Regions from separate parts of the Mus musculus genome. Here region 1 is linked to region 2. Evidence: chromatin contacts called from ENCODE Hi-C or POLR2A ChIA-PET data. All regions are on one chromosome and are shown on one strand. The core of a region is the stretch at or near the end of the contact, and the rest is flanking DNA. Distances in the headings are between cores, read along the strand shown.

Region 1 (5,890 bases), core at 3,217-5,716, 330 kb after region 2:
CCCAAGTATTTGCCTGTCCTTTTACCTTGGAAAGTTATTTAACACCCCAAACACCCAGTTTTATCATCTCCAAAATGGGGGTAATGGAAATATATATGTAAATGAACTCTGAAGGGACTCTGGCTTGCTCAGCTAGGGGAGCATGGCTCGGGTAGGCCTTGCCCTTCCGGCATTCCTTCTTCTGGGGTGATACCCAGAGGGGGGCTCCAGAAGGGTGAGGGGGAAATGAGGGGAGGATCTGCATGAGGGGGTACTAGGAGGAGGGGGGCTGGTATTGGGATATACAAAATTTTTAAAAAAAAGAAAGAAAGAGAGAGAAAGAAAGAAAGAAAGAAAGAGAGAAAGAAAAAGAAAAAGAAAAAAAAACTGGTTTATAAAGATAAAATGGGGGCATCATCCTGAGTGAGGTAACCCAATCACAAAAGAACTCACATGACATGTACTCACTGATAAGTGGATATTAGCCCAGAAACTTAGAATGCCCAAGATACAAGATACAATTTGCAAAACACATGAATCTCAAGAAGAACGAAGACCAAAGTGTGGACACTTTGCCCCTGTTTGGAACAGGGAACAAAACACCCATGGAAGGAGTTACAGAGACAAGGGTTGGAGCTGAGATGAAAAGGATGGACCATCTAGAGACTGCCATACCCGGGGATCCATCCCATAATCAACCTCCAAACGCTGACACCATTGCATATACCAGCAAGATTTTGCTGAAAGGACCCTGATATAGCTCTCTTATAAGGCTATGCGGGGGCCTGGCAAACACAAAAGTGGATGCTCACAGTCAGCTATTGGATGGATCACAGGGCCCCCAATGGAGGAGCTAGAGAAAGTACCCAAGGAGCTGAAGGGGTCTGCAACCCTATAGGTGGAACAACAATATGAACTAACCAGTACCCCCCGGAGCTCGTGTCTCTGGCTGCATATGTATCAGAAGATGGTCTAGTTGGTCATCATTGGGAAGAGAGGCCCCTTGGTCTTGCAAACTTTATATGCCTCAGTACGGGGGAATGCCAGGGCCAAGAAGTGGAAGTGGGTGGGTAGGAGAGTGGAGGGGGCCTGGGGGACTTTTGGGATAGCATTGGAAATGTAAATGAAGAAAATACCTAATTAATAACAGGTCTATAATCAGCATTCAGTAGGCTGAGATTAGGAGGATCACGAGTTCGAGGTTAGCCTCATCTATATACCAGGTGCCAACCTAGTCTGGACTAAACAGTGTCTCCATCTTCAAAACAAAACAAAACAAAAACAACAAAAGACCTAATAAAGAGACAATAGACTATTCAAGTTTCCCCAAGTAGACTTGATTGCACATAAAGGCAAGAACACTTTATTCATAGCCTAACTGTTTGAGCTATTTTTATGTAGTTTTAACAATTAGCTCTTGCAGCCTAAAGGAGTTAAAGTGAAGAATCAAGAGTCTGATATTCATGGCCGTTTCATCAAACCACACAGTTTCCAAGGCAATGATAAGAATCTTTAATCTCACGTTATAAACGAGATAACGAACCTACTGAGCTATAAGTGCGGCTGTAAAGTTAACAGCACACTCCTCAGCCTGCCCTTCAGCCTGCCAGGCCTTATTGTGCAGGTCTAATCAATTCTCAAAAGTTCCACAGGAATGCATGTAGCTTATGAAACTCCACCCAGCCAGCAGGTAAATTAACTTTTCTTTGAACTAGGGAAAGAATTGGTGTCATCGCATTTTATAAAATACAACTTACTTGGAAAGAAAGAGCTCAAGTCAATCCTTCACCTTTTTAAAGTTCAAGAGCATTCAGAGTGATTATTATTTTATTATTATTATTATTATTATTATTATTTTAATTGTTGTTGTCGTGGCTAACAAACAAATAAACAAGTTTCATTTAACTTAAGTGAGACTTGCAAAGCCAATCCAGTGTTCATCAGACATTTGTGCCTGTGGTGTCCTGGATAACAAATGTCCCCATAGATTCAATATTTGAACCCAGTATTTGAACAATATTGCTACTGTCTGGGAAAATTACAAAATGTTTAGGTTAAGGGATTCTGTCTTCTATAAATTGCTTTTGATCATGGTGTTTTATCACAGCATCAGACAAGTATCTAATACAATATTAAAGTGTTACTCTATTGAAAACTGTATATTTGCAAGTGGGTAAGATGGCTCAGTGGGTAAAGGTACTTGTCACCAAGTGTGAAACCTGAGTGTGAGACCTTAAGCTGACATGGAGGAAGTAGTGAGCTAGCTACCACAATATGTTCTCTGATTTCCTATGTGTGCCTGTGCCTCCCCCTATAAATAAATTAATATAATAAAGTTATTTTAAGTTATGTTCATAAAAACAAAATTTTCCACTCTCTAGTTATTTTTCTAGGCATTATAATTTCCTTCCCAAGAGGAGGAGAAAAACATCAACGTGGTTACCCAGTTAATTGAAGTTTTGGATAAAATTATGGTAGCTTTTCAGTATTTGATTACCACATAATACAGTGTTTAAGTGAGGGTTCTCAACCTGTGGGTCGAGACCCCTTGAGGGTAAGCTCATTGGGAAAATATTGATATTCACATTATAATTCAAAACATTAGCAAAATCACAGTTATGAACTTATAAAGAAAAAATAATTCTATGGTTGGGGTCACCACAATGTGAGAAACTATATTAAAGGGTCCCGGCATTAGGACCACTGTCTTACTGGCTGCTTTTGCTCTAAAATAGTTATTTCCAAATGTGCGTCTATTTGATGAAACCTGGGCATTTGAGACATTAGTTTTAGAAAGTACATTCTTAGTGAACCTGGTATTTACTCCATTCTGTGAGGCAGCCTCACAAAATTATGACCTACAAGGGCTTATATACAGCTTTCTTGACACTTTCTACAAGCCACGTATTGCTGTTAGAATATGTTTGATGTCCATATAAAGATATAGGTGTCACTAAATTAGTTTAGAAAGCCCTTAAGGGCAAGAAATATATTCCATGTCTTGCTCTATAAAGCACCCAGCAGACTTGCATTGCATAATACAGGGACTCATGAAAATGTCTATTAAATTTAGGCTATAAGAATGACAGGCCTTAGCCATTTAATACAGAGTATAAAGCTGATTTTCTTGGCGGTTTTCCTTATAAGGTAGTTAGAAGACATTAAACGATGTCTCTTGTGTCTGTGATTATCAACTAAGTTTCTGAATTCACTTTACAAAGAAGAAGGTCCCCCCCCCCCCAAATTAATTTTACTTGTAGGATGGAAACAAGACTGTAGAGACAACAAAACATCTGAAGCAAAAGTTCTTGTCTCTAAGACTGGGGCCAGTAGGATCTTCATGGTAGTTGAATTTCTATAACCATGGGAACAGAGATCCATAGCTTAGACATAGGGTTTGCTGGATAAAGGACAGTTTCAGCTCTGTTAACCAGTTCCAGAAAATGCGGTGCTGTCCCTCTCAGACTTAAAGAGCTCCAGGCCAAATTCATCTTTAAGTCACCAAATCTCAGCTTTAGGACCAAACTCAGGTCAGGGACCCACTAGCACAGAGCTTCAGCCTAAGACTTTGGCTCAAAACCACCACACAGCCCTCTAAAATCGTCCCAGCAAGCTCTAAGCAGCCAACAGAACAACGCGTATTTGTCCAGGTCAACAAAGATTCTGATGGAAGAGAGTACCAAGGCCACACAGATGAGGTGACCCAACCAGATTTAGTGAATATAGGAAGTAGTGGGTACTGTCCATCCTGCCTGACAGAGCAATCACCCTTCCCTGGAGGATTACACACACTCTAAAGCTGGCAGAAAACCGCGGGGAGACAGCAGAGCTGGGCTGGCGATGAGGATGGGGAATTTCCATGCTTCCAGGCACTTGCCAGCACTTCAAGCGCCTCAGTCGGTATTCCACGTCCGTAGCTGTCAATCTGCGCGGCCCCTACTAACGCTCAAACTAGTCCTAAGGATCCACTCGGGGTCCCGCGGGGCTTCGCAACCGCCACTTAGAGTTGTCCAAAAGGGGGGCACAAAAAACCCAAGGCGAATGAACAAACGCGCCCAGAAAGGCGAGGGCGCAGTTAAAGTGCCACAGTGGGCACAGCACCGGTGAAGAACGCGGTGGTGCTGACAACCCCAGCACTTGGGAATGCCAGGAAGGCTCGGACGCCGGATGCCAGGACCCCGGCCGCGCCGGAGGAAACCCACCGGGTCCCTGCGCCAGGAAGCCAAGGGACCAGCAGCCCGCTCCCCGCCCCGCCTCTGCCCAACTTCCGCGCCCCGCCCCGCGCCCGACCCTCTCCCCGCCGCGCCCGGCGCCGGCCACACTAACCTGCGCGGCCGCAGGCTCTTCCCGGGACGGAAGCGGGAGCCCGCGGGCGGCGGGCGGAGTTAGTTGGAGGCTCCGGGTCCCAGGGCGGGGACAGGCTGAGCACGCGGCCGCGGCCGCTGCTGGCCTCCTTCCTTCCCGGGCCGCGCGCTGGGCTCCGGGACCGCCCGCTCCCTCCCCCGGGGCGGCTCCCGCCTCGGCTCCGCCTCCAGCCCTCAGAGCCCGGCTTTGGCTTCCCCGCTCCCGGGGAGCGCGCGGCGGGTGCTTGGAGTCCCGGGCGGGTCGGAGGGTGGCCACTGTCCCAAGGTCTCTGGGGAGCGTGGAGAAGGCCAGGGCCCGATAGTCTCTGGGACGCGGCGGAGTCCCGGGTCCTTTCTGGCCAGCCCCGCGCGGTGACCGCGCCAGCTGCGTGGAAAGAGGTAGAGGACGAGATCTGAGTTGGATAGGGGGCTGCTTCCCGAGGGGGTGAGGGACCTCCTTCCTCCTCAGCGCCCTTTGGGCTGGGGCTCTGCCAGGTGGTCTGCACCCGGAGAGAAGATGCTGGTTTCGAACCCTTAGCTGAGGTGTAATTCCATTCGAAGTCACCTCCTGCAGCCAGGTCCCTGAATTCGAACCACACACAGGTTGCATGCGGTTTCCTGGCCAGAACCCCAAGACCAGAGGTTTGCCTTTCCTGACTTCCCACCTCCACCTGCTGTCCCTTTCTGCTTCTGAGGAGCACTCAGCTTTGGCACACAAGACAACCAGACCAGTCCCATCCCGGCATCGCCCTAAAGCAAGAGAAATAGGACAGGATGAGTAAAAGCCAGAAGTGTTGTGTGGTAGAGGTTTGGTCACTGCGCGTTACTATCTGCACACCCCCCCCCCCACGCACACACACACACAATTGAAGAGCTTTTAATAGAAACAGGTATTTAAATCTCCCCTTGTGTAGTGACTTTTGGAGTATTCATGGTGCCCTTGCTGTGCAAAGTCCTCTGCTTCTTTCTCCAGAGTTCCACCATATCTTTTATTTAATCTTATTGTCGCAGCAGATCCCTGTGCTACTGTGGCTCTGCAACCAAGTGCTGGTCTTTTCAAGGAGCTCCTCTCTGCCTCCATCTATGAAGTTCTGTTTGGCAGGATTGGGGGATATTGGAAGAAGGTCACTGAAGATGTGGAAGAAGTCCCTGGAATGAGATGAAGAAAATGCAGTGGAAAGGGGGAGCTAGGGTGAAGGAGGCTATGCTCTCAAGCCACAGGGGAATTCCCAGAAAGAAAATCCATTTCTCCATAGGGAAACTACTTCAGTGACTATCACAGCTTATCAGGCAGCAGTGGTGAGCCAGAGATAAATCAGGTTGACCAGGCCAGTCTGAGCTTTTATTTCTCAACCCAAATTCCAGGGAAAGCCTTTGACCCTAGGTTCTCAGGTAGAGATAAGAAATTCTTTGTAGAAACTAAATGTCATAAAAAGACGTCAGAAACAGATTCAGTTTACTGATGAGGGCGACACACACTAGGGCTGATCTTTGGCATTGCTCCTAAGTCATTTCTTTACCCTGGTCTAAATGAAACAAGCTCTTAAAACCCTTTTTGAAGCAAGGTG
Region 2 (5,917 bases), core at 3,307-5,806:
TGGCCTCTTACTGGCTTGCTCAGCTTGCTTGCATGCTTTCTTTCTTTCTTTCTTTCTTTCTTACTTAATTTTTTTGGTTTTTTGAGACAGGGTTTCTCTGTGTAGCCCTGGCTGTCCTGGAACTCACTCTGTAGATCAGGCTGGCCTCAAACTCAGAAATCCCCCTGCCTCTGCCTCTCAAGTGCCAAGTGCTGGGATTAAAGGCCTTCACCACCATCGCTCGGCTCAGCTTGCTTTCTTATAGAACCCAAGTCTATCGCCCAGGGATGACACCACCCACAATGGGCTGGGCCCTCCCATCCTTGATCACTACTTGAGAAAATGCCTTACAGCTGGATCTCATGGAGGGAGTTCCTCAAGGGAGGCTCCTTTCTCTGTGATAACTCCAGCTGTGTCAAGTTGACACACAAACCCAGCCAGTACACTCCTATAATGAAGAAGGATAAAAGCTGAAGAAGCAGAATCTCCATCCTACCGATGCTTGGCTTATGTCAAATAATAACTACTCCTCCACAATATTTACCAGCTTCCAAGATTTCTTCATTCATTTGACCTTGGTCATCTACCGTCCTCTTATTATAGAACAGCATGGATTTTATATAACTCTCCAAACCATAAAGCTTAAGAGAAGTTATGTTTTTATATGTTAAATACTTAGTTTTTACATGCAGGGCTTCCTAACATGTCGCTCAACAATGAATGCAGTTTAGGCACACAAACAAATTGTCTGAGCCATTCAGATAGCTTTAACGTCCTACTCAGATAATGAGCAACACTATCTTTAGTTTTCCCTTTGATACATTTTCGATAGATGTCTTAATGTAAAAACAAAAAAACAAAAAGGAAGCAATAACTACTTTGCAAATGAATGGTCTCTCAACCATCTTTGGATTATTTATAAATACTTGAAGTACATAGATAAATGCCTATCATTTCAATAGTACTGAACAGGTGAGGTTCAAGTCTTCCAATAATCTAAACTATGTTAATCAATCAGTTATCAAATAGTTAATAAAAAAAACGTGCAAAGCCAGGTCTGTTTAAATCTAAGGTCACAAATACAAGGAACAACAATGACAACACAAACATAAAAACAACCACCACCAGTAAAACAGAACTTCATTGTTCTTTATCACAGTGTAAATGTTCAATAAATTCTAAGAAAATATGGAGTATATTTTCCCTCTCATGTGGTATATGGTTTCTCACAAAATGAAATTTAAGGTGAATCTGAGGAGATCTAGAACATTCTCAATGATTATTTCACTTGAAATCCTACAACTTCCACTGCCTATAGCCATAGCATCACACAATACTCAACAATTTGATCAATGTTCAGTCACGAGCTCCAAAGTGATATTAAATGCCTAGTCTGAAGTATTCATGGATTATTCAAATATCAGAATTGAACCTTTCTTTAGTTTTAAGATTGCTTTTGTAGCAATGGTCCTCAAATAAACTGGTTGCATCATAATAATAAACATATTACTGGCCTATCACAAAAAGCTTTGATCAGAAATTCTTAAGTAGAGAATTTATATTTTAATGAACTGACAGGCAGCTAGGTTTGAGACTTAACACTAGTTAAAAATCGAAATGTGTTTTAGTTTACTAGTTTCCTCACATGGCAAACAGCAACTAGGAAACCTTAACATCTCTCAGAACCACTTGGTGGACTGGAGCTATTAAACTGTAAGGTCTAGGGTTGAGTGCAATATTTTGCCTTCCTAAAATTCCAAGGTGATGCTGACATTGCTTGGAATCTCACCGTAAGAACTGCTCCACTCTTGAAAATTTAACTTTAACTCTTGCTCCCCACCCCAAAATTCCTTAGCAGCTCTAGGCAGCAGACAGAATGAGGTTATACATCACATACAGTTTTGAAGATTAAATGAGAACGCAGGCGGCCAGAACAGCTAGCATGCAGTAAGGACTCTGTAAACATTAGCTGTTTCTATAACTGGTTAACTATGGTTATAAATAAGATTTTTCTGACTTTAACTGGCAAAAAACAAACATAAGCAACTCAGTTTAGAATGAACCTTCTAGCGAAGGCTGCCTGTGCAGATCCTCTTCTGATGGTCTTTGTGGAGACCTTTTTCAAGGCTCCAGTTTTACTTGGCTGCTCCACACCGGACGACCTACTGCCCTGGACAAACAGTCCTCTCTCTCATATGTTTACTCATTCTGGCTTGAGCTGCCTCTTCCTTAAATTAACACCCCGAATAAGCCATCAGTCCTGTATAGTATCTAGAGTTCCCTTACAAAAGTCCCCCAAGCTATCTTTCCATAGGTTCCACTAAAGTCCAGAAGTCCAGCCCCGGAATTAGTAAATTTCCACTAAAAATAAAAAAATTAAAAAGGAAACTGGAGCTCCATCAACTGCTGTTCAACCGGAATACAAACACATAACTGGTTTTCCTGAGATCCCAAAGCATTTTCTAGTGGAAACTTTATTATAAATGATAGCTAAATTCCAAGGCACTAGGAAGAAGTTACATAAAAAGTGTTAAATATTGGTTTCTTCCTGCTAGGAAAGGCAAGCTAGAATAGGTTTTTCGATTATATAAACCAAGACAGTTCCAAGTTCCATACAACTTTGGCAAATGACTGATTCCTCTCCCTCTTCAAAAGGTATACCTCTTTCTGCTGAGTCAGCATTTCTGCCTGGAATTTACCTTTCTGCTGAGTTAGCTTTTTGGTTTGGATTTTATTGCCATTTTAGAGGTAGTTCCTATTCCTGAAATAAACTGGAAGACTTCAAAGAATGCTTCCCAGACTCTTCTCATGCATCTACCAAACCCCAAACACATTTCTTAACCTTTTTGTCTCCTTGTGCTCCATACGTACCTTTCCCAATGATCTGTTTCACACCTGACAATGATGTGAGTGCTCAGGGTTTTGTTTCTAATTATCAAACATTTCAAATTATCAGAAAAACTAAATGAACTACTCTTATGCCTAGTATTAGATTCAATAGTCTATCAATTGTTAAATTTAATACCTTTATAATTACCTAAAAACTGAGATAGCAAGCATTGTACAATTATGAGCCTTCTAGTCATCAGTTTTTCCACTTGCCTTTTCAAAAAATAGCCTATGCTGCAGAAAATACATTCGACAGTCTGAAATATGTAATTCTACAGCACATACAGAATTTGCAGAAAGATCACGACTGTCATTTGTCACACACATATACACAAGCACACTATGGATGCATAACCTCTGATAGTTAGTGAAGAAACTGGAATAACAAGAGCAATGGCAGGACAATAGAATACAGATGCTGGATTCAGATCTAGTTTCTAGTAAACACTCAAAGGTTTTCCTGTGGCAAAATGTAACCAGGGTAAGTTCCACTACCTCACTAACTTTCCATTTTCCGGCTTAAAAATATAATAACCTAACAACCTTCACGAGCCTCTTGAAAGGATGAATGACAATATATGTGCAAACCATGTGGTACTGTTACACACTAATATCAGCTATCGTTATATTATTGCTCAAAAACCACGGGTTTCAGTTAGAAAAAAAAAACTGTAATAGTGAAACAAAATCCTGCCCCGGTATAGGCTAATGCTTAAGTCAGCCATGCTTCCTACTTCTGTGTCTTCCAGGACGCAAAAAGCAAAACGACCATTACCACAAACCTCAAGAATGGTAACTCTCAGGAAGTTGTCCAGAACCTCCAGGATGAGATCCAAAGGTCACTATCTACATGGGAGGACGCAACGCTGTGTAATCGATAAGGCGCGGGTGCGGCATTGACCTGCAACCTCGTCTCTTACCTTGCAACGCCGCTGTGCACACACACACAGTGCTTTTGTTCTTTGGAAGTGGGTGTGGAAAGCAAAGACAAGCAGAGCAAAGGATAGGGAATGAAACAGACACCTCTCCCCACAGAAGAAGCCAAACAACGGCGCACCCCTCGGTGAACGGAGATCCAAATACAAGTCGAACGTGGGTAGCTCCCTAACTAGCGGGACTGCAATTTCGGGCTTTTCAAACTCTAGAAATGAAAAGAGGAAGCGACTCGGGAAGCGGAGGAGAAATCAAGCCTGAAAGGGACCCTGGGGATGTTCTGTCACTCGTCCACAAGCACGCTGCCCTCCGCGACTGTCCGTGGCTCTTGCAAGACCACGTGTCCCGCATCCGCACCGTGGAGCAGAGACAAAGCAAACACCTGGAGGCGGCGGCGAGCCTCGGGCTGCCGGAGATGTCGCCTCTCCCGGTCCTCACCTGCCGTGGCTGCGGGCAGCAAGCGATCTGCGGGAGATGCTTGAGCCCATCCAGGTTTCGGTTCCTCCCCCTTTAATTGCGGGGGCGAGGGAAGGACGCTTGTGCCGAGGCGGCTCTCGGAGGCGTGGACCTGAAGCTTCCCTCGCCGGCCACCGCGGAACCGCTGGCACTGGCACACCTCAGGAGCCTCCGACACGCCTCTTCCCTGCCCGCCCTCCACAGGGCTCCCACGGAAACTGCACCGGCCGGAACAGTTTCCGGCGGACCAACGACCCGCCTGAGCCTTCCTGTTCCACAAGCGCCACCAGAACTCCGACCCCCGGCAGTTCCGCTTCCGGTAGCACCAGATAAATCGCGAGAGGAGAGTTAAAAACCTGCCGTTTGCACTTAGGACCACTTCGGTGAGTGGTCGTTCTAGTGTGTTCTGTCATACCTATTTTTCTTTATTTTTTTCTTCATTTTTTTTAAAAACGGAGACGTAGCCTTCCAGTAACTTTAAAACGGTCCCCTTCGACTGCTCTAAGGACGGGTTTGACTAGCGGAGGTTTCGCGCAGGCGCCGTTTGGGGCGGGAGGGCCTTGAACTTGCACAGCGCCGCGGATGGTGGCTGCAAAGAGGCGAGGACTGTTGGGCTCAGGGAGGTGGCGACTCGGTATAATTGAGCTGTCAACGGTCCTTTTCCTGCTTAGGCAAGGATTAGCGGGACCTAGCCCTCAGGGGTCCGTTAACGAGGTGTCAAAAAGCTTGCGGAGCTCTCCCTTGCCGGCGGCGGCGAATGCTGGACTGCCTTCAAAACTCGAGTGCAGCGGCGCTTGTCCGAAGCTGGAGGAGTTTCGTCCTGCATAGTAGTCACCATTCAGTGTGAAAACGTACACCTGTGTAAAGGAACGAGCTCAAGGGGGGTGGGGTGGGGACCTTAAAGCTCTAAAGGGAAAATACACTTTTTAAAAAAATCTCAATTTTCAAAATGGACCTGAATTTGTCCTGTGCGGCTTTATCTGTATGCATATGGAAATAAAGGGAAAAGAGGCAGGGTATGGTCTGAAGTATTGCCGCCTCAGGCTTATCCCTGCCTCCTCCCAGTTAATATATAATTGTACGGGTTCAGTTTTCAGAGATTAAAGCAGAATAATTCAAAAGTCGGAACCCTAATCCCACAATCCTGTGTTTATTAAAACATTACAACTTTTGTGTTTTGAAGTTAGAATACAAACTTACTGTGTAACCTTTCATTGGCTTTAATAGTAGCTTCATGCTAAAAATAAAAAGAATAGTTAATTGTTTTCATTGGTTACGCAAGACAAAATTATAGATGTTAAGCAATAAGTATTGGTAAAAATATTTGTTGTTCTTAACGTTGTACGAGGAACATGCTGTAAAGACCTAATCAAATATCCTGATGAAATTGCAACACTTTGGTGCTCAGCTTTTAACGGAATGCATATGCCCAGCTGCCTCACCCGAGCTGACCGGCCTCCCTATCATGGGACACAGGGCTGTCCAACTGTGACTCAGAATAAACCATTCTCCTTGGTGCCTTTCCTGCTCATTTTATAGTAACAGTGACACGGTAGCTAATGTGGGCAGCTCTCACAATTGAGAGGCTTCTGTACAGCAAAGGAAACATTTGAGTGAAAAGATACCCTGCATAGTAGGGAAAAACCATTCCCACTAGTAG

Evidence for each region. Hi-C counts contacts between places; a loop is a spot of excess contacts on that map. ChIA-PET counts read pairs that join two places held with the same protein, here RNA polymerase II (POLR2A).
Region 1: a loop to region 2 is called in a map of heart, with 14 times the contacts of the local background. The contact joins the promoter of Pam here to the promoter of Gin1 in region 2. A Hi-C loop is called at or near these places in 1 of 37 maps with a recorded cell type or tissue (heart). POLR2A ChIA-PET finds 5 or more read pairs at or near these places in 1 of 5 experiments (embryonic stem cell).

The regions. Positions count from the first base shown.
Region 1 is chr1:98,091,180-98,097,069 of GRCm38, forward strand. It overlaps Pam (peptidylglycine alpha-amidating monooxygenase), which reads right to left and starts at 4,467. Exons shown (of 26, transcript NM_001357127.1): 1 at 4,306-4,467.
Region 2 is chr1:97,765,616-97,771,532 of GRCm38, forward strand. It overlaps Gin1 (gypsy retrotransposon integrase 1), which reads left to right and starts at 4,557. Exons shown (of 8, transcript NM_026250.3): 1 at 4,557-4,640. Ppip5k2 (diphosphoinositol pentakisphosphate kinase 2) reads right to left here and starts at 4,477. Exons shown (of 28, transcript NM_173760.5): 1 at 4,240-4,477.